Regions from separate parts of the Homo sapiens genome. Here region 2 is linked to region 1. A link is a loop called in an ENCODE intact Hi-C map of the cell type or tissue named here. Cell type or tissue: prostate gland. All regions are shown on one strand. Region 1 overlaps PCCB (propionyl-CoA carboxylase subunit beta). Region 2 overlaps STAG1 (STAG1 cohesin complex component).

Region 1 (2,500 bases):
GTACCTCATGCCCTTAGTGAAGGTTTTAGGGAACTGCTGCCCAGGAGGGGAGGGGAGAGAAAATACTTGCCTCAGAAAGTAATATGCTGACCATCCTACCAGTTACGGGGAGAAAATGCACATATAATTCTTAAAGAACTTCACTGATTAGGTCTGTTGCCTCCTGTATAGAATTTCTGTGGGAAAAAAGCCAAATGTTATCTTATTGTTGTCTTTATCTTTCCACAGATAATGCCTCAAACATCTCTGTAACCAGATGCTTTTGCTTTTCTGTTTTGGCAGAGGAATGTTACGGCATCCGGAGTCATCCCTCAGATTTCTCTGATCATGGGCCCATGTGCTGGTGGGGCCGTCTACTCCCCAGCCCTAACAGACTTCACGTTCATGGTAAAGGTAAGAAAGAAGGGCCTGTTTTTGGTGCCGTTTGAGATTTGTGCAGTTCCTTACCTGCAATAAAAATAATTCCTGACCCAGATCTAGGTTGTTACCTGCATTCTCATTGGCTTTCAGCATAGTGATGATAAGGTGTTAATGGAGAGAGGGTTTTGGCATGAAATCTGTAGCTTGTGGGGGTTCAGTGGCAGGGGATGCTTATGTACTTCATTGGTGGGTGATTTTACTTGTTGATCTGAATTGCAAATGATTTTCAGGTAATCAAAGAATCCTGTCCTTTGACCAGATAGATGACTGTTTACTGAGTCCTATTCAAGAAGTTTCTCATGGAAGGCTTTTCTGTAATCTGTTTATTGGGAAGTTGTTTCTTCCTTTATTTCTTCAGCTCCTTGCCATTTTATTACATTGTGTCCATAATGGTAAAGGATAAATCTGATCTCACACTTCATTTTCAGAGGTACATATCTTTATTACATGACTTTAATGGACTTATATTTTAAAAATATTTTTAAATGAAGTCTATTTGAAGTTATACATGAGTAATTACCATTCATCTCAAACCTTGCTTTAAAAAAATCAGCCTTTTCTTCTTAAAATATTAATAAAAATGAACATTGGATGCCAAGACAGAATGGTTGGGGGGAAAAAGTAGTGATAGCCATCCAACTTGAGGAGAGGAGTTCTAGAGGGAGTGTAAATGGGAAACCCTTTGTTCTCAAGGGAAGTTAGGCAGTAGGAATTCAAAAGTTTCACAAAGTGCTTACCACTTTGACCCAACTATTCTGTTCTTAGTGATATACCGAAAGTAGTGTAAGTGTTCAACAATAAGAGTGTCTTTTATTAATCAAATTTAAGATGGGCCATACACAGTGTCTCACGCCTGTAATCCCAGCACTTGGGAGGCTGATTCAGGTGGATCACTTGAGCTCAGGAGTTTTAGACCAGCCTAGGCAACGTAGCGAAACCCCATCTCTACAAAAAAATACAAAAATTAGCTGGGCGTGGTGGTGCATACCTGTGGTCCCAGCTACTTGGGAGGCTGAGGTGGGAGGATCACTCGAGCCCAGAAGGTCAAGGCAGCAGTGAGCCAAGATCGTGCCACTGCACTCTAGCTCTGGGTGACAGAGGAAGACCCTGCCTCAAAAAAAAAAAAAAAAAAAAGGTAAGATGACCACTTCTCTTACTTGGTGGACAATGCAGAATTTTCTGAACTTTGCTTACTAAGTCTATATATACACACCTAGCTGGTGCTACCCCCATTCTCTCCTCCTTCCTGCCTGTTACGAAGGGAGGTGTGGGATCAATTCCTCTGGCTAGAGCCATCCTTTCCTCCTGCTACACACATCCACATTGCTGAATATAACTCTCCACCCTTCTTCAGGACCCTTATACTGTTCCTTTTCTCCTTTCTCTTTAGTATCTTCAGTCTGTCCGTTGGTACTAGATCCTCCCATCAAAACTTAATCACACTCAGGTCTTTCCTATCATCAAAACAAAAACTGTCCTCTAGTTGGCATACTCCTGTAGCTCTTGCTGTGTTTCTCTCTTGCCATCCCATTCTTTAACACGTGTTAATTTAGCTTTGTCCCCTAGACCACTAAATCGTTTTTTTTTTTTAAGGTCCTCAGTGACTTGCATCACTGTAAATGCAGTTTAACTCTCATTTTCCTGTCTTTCAACAGTATTCCCTTGGCTTCCATTATACCATACTCTGGCATTTCTTCTCACAACTCTGACCATACCTTCCTGGTTTCCATTGGCAATTTACATGATTCCATTCAGACTCTAGATGCTGGAGTTCATTTCAACTGCTTTCTCTTTTAATTCTGTGTTTTATTCTAAGCAATCTCATTTTCTGCTTACAAAACTTTAGTTAATAATTGCATATTAGTGAGACTTCCTCTCTTGTCCTCAGCACCATTCTTAAGCTGTCACCATTCTACATCTTAAATATTCTGTGTATTTAATAAGAGTGCAGTGGAAAATACTAAGTCTTTTTTAAAGGACTACACAAGGTAATTATAAAGTTCTTATGGGAGGAAGAAACACCATGCAAGAATAAACATTCTATGAAAGTAGTGTAATGAGGAGTTAGCCCTACCAGGTG
Region 2 (2,500 bases), 59 kb after region 1:
GCCACCACACCTGGCTAATTTTGTGGTGGTGGTGTTGAGACAGAGTCTGTGTCACCCAGGCTGGAGTGCAGTGGCGCGATTTTGGCTCACTGCAACCTCTGCCTCCCGAGTTCAAGCAATTCTCATTCCTTAGCCTCCTGAATAGTTGGGATCACAGGCGTGTGCCACCATACCCATACATTTATAGGATGTAAACTTTAGTGGTTTTTTAGCCAATACAAACTGTCACATGAAGTTGTCTCTAAGTAGCTGTCTTTATATCATGTGGGGCCACCACCTTGATTAAACCTATAAACCTGGAGCAGGGAAAAGAAGGCAGACCATGGCCACAGGGAATGACAAATGGTAGGGTCAGAGGGGCAAGGCAGGCTGCTAAAACAAGGAGAAACCCACCCTGTAGGAAGAGGGGTGGGGATATTGGTTAGGTCACCCATCTTCGGATGCTTGCCATAAGGCAAACCACCTTCTAGGATACTTGGCAGCACAAGAATGCCCAGTTATACCATGGGTGACAGTGAGTATCCTCTTGGGTTTGAAGGCTGATCCCTTAGAGCAAAGGGATCATGAAAACCCAGGATTTGATACTTCTAACACTGTCTCTATTTTCAACCTAACTAAATTTGTTGAGTTCAAATGAGAGTTCTCCCTCTTATCCATCAGAGTAATTCACAGCATTACCCAACTATACACAGAAACACAAGTGAGGAGCTCAAAGAATTTCAAAGTTGGATGGAAAACAACAATAAGATTTTTATAAGCAAAACACGCCATCACCCTCTGCCTTCTCTACAATTTTCAGAGGTCTGTGTACTAGAAAACATTTTAATTACTAGCATGGAGGAAAGGTAAGACCTTGATTTTCTCTTTGAGGGCAACTATTCTCAGAATTTATCAAGTAAGATCTTAAAAATTCTTAATCCATGAGAAGTTTGAGTTTAAAATGTAACAAGACAAAATATTAATTAAATGGATGATAAAGCTAAATACAGTCTATTTATTTGGTGTCCAGACTACTGACAACTTAATATAGGCTCTTACAGGTTTTCTTGCCTAGGAAGTAACCTGCATTTCTTGGTAAGTCCCTGAGAAGAAACAGACCTGCCCAATGAAAATGCACATGCCAACTGAAATTAGCACCTGGTGAGACACCGTACATTTAAAGGTCTGTAAACTTCCAGGAACTGGTATCTTCAACAATGTTTACAGACTTTTTATAGCTCTTCTCACATGAAGTGTTTACCCTCCGTTTGTGGCTTATCATGAACTGACCAGCAATATGTTCTGATGAACAAATAAAGTTTTTCTTAAATAGTTTTACTTTCTTTAAAGGCTTTTTGTGAAAAAGACAAATTTTTGCTACTTACTTGTGTAAAAAGTCTGGTTCAGAACCATGTTCAGACTCAGGTTCTTGAATCTGGTCTCCCATGGGCCGACTGTTCTCCCGCAGTACAGTGGATGTGAGTTGTGGTGCTGGCAGGGGGCCAGGAGTCTGAATCATGGTGTCAGTCCTGTTTAGCCATGTGTTATCCAGACTCTCATCTGTAAAATTCCAGTTAAGGTCACACAATGTCGTGGGTGGAGTGAACTCTGGTAGCAGTCATAGCATAGACTTGTGAAGAGTGTGGCTCTGCAGTCAGACTGCCCACTTTAAATCTCAGTTCCACCACTTACTTACATGACTTTGTGTAAGTCATTAAACTTCCAAAGTTGAGTTTTCTCATACATACAATGGGGATGCATTACCTAACCTCACGAAGTTGTAGGGACTAAATGAGGTAATGTATGTAACCACTGAATGTTAGCTATCATCACATCATCATCTCTTTAAGTCCCTCCATCTCTAAAGATTCATTCATCCTAGAAGGGGAAGATTGCAGCCAGCCAGAGACCTCTCCTCTTTTCTTTGTTCAAGCAATAAAGGGCCTATTTCCTGGGCCTCGTAGGGGTCCCAGGCAGTAGCAATTAAAGTCTGACTGGCTTTTGTGGAGAAATAAGCAAATCCCCTTGCACAACTAGACACTGGTCAGTAACTTCTTGCCAGGTTATACATGTGGAGATGGGTTGAAAGGTTCACCATTTTCATGCCTCTGTACTTCAGGGAAGCCTTCCCTGATTACCCCTACCCAACCCCCCACTTACCATTCTTTGTTTAAACTTTTTTTTCAAGACGGAGTCTCACTCTGTCGCCCGGGCTGGAGTGCAGTGGCGTGATCTCGGCTCACTGCAACCTCCGCCTCCCAGGTTCAAGCGATTCTCCTGACTCAGTGTCTCGAGTAGCTGGGATTACAGGTGCCCGCCACCACGCCCAGCTCATTTTTATATTTTTAGGAGAGACGGGGTATCATTATGTTGGCCAGTCTGGTCTCGAACTCCTGACCTCAGGTGATCCGCCCACCTCGGCCTCTCAAAGTGCTGAGATTATAGGCATGAGCCACCACGCCCAGGCTTCTCTTTTAATTTCTAGAGGAAATACAGTCATTCATACTCACTTAGGACTTAA

What was found. A loop is a pair of places that touch in the nucleus more often than their neighbours do. Peaks named below come from ENCODE experiments on the same cell type or tissue, not always from the same donor. Only the 100,000 strongest peaks of a DNase experiment are listed, where the experiment ranks them.
Region 2: it touches region 1 in a loop (1.8-fold over the local background); 1 of 110 quality-filtered maps calls a loop at or near these places.

The regions. Positions count from the first base shown.
Region 1 is chr3:136,283,555-136,286,054 of GRCh38, forward strand. PCCB (propionyl-CoA carboxylase subunit beta) reads left to right here. Exons shown (of 15, transcript NM_000532.5): 6 at 283-393. Among named protein-coding and RNA genes, the nearest start is that of PCCB, 34 kb to the left of the region's middle. In prostate gland, no CTCF peak of the experiment used is centred here; no DNase peak of the experiment used is centred here.
Region 2 is chr3:136,342,468-136,344,967 of GRCh38, forward strand. It overlaps STAG1 (STAG1 cohesin complex component), which reads right to left. Exons shown (of 34, transcript NM_005862.3): 30 at 1,365-1,539. Among named protein-coding and RNA genes, the nearest start is that of PCCB, 93 kb to the left of the region's middle. In prostate gland, no CTCF peak of the experiment used is centred here; a DNase peak (open chromatin) is centred at 1,484.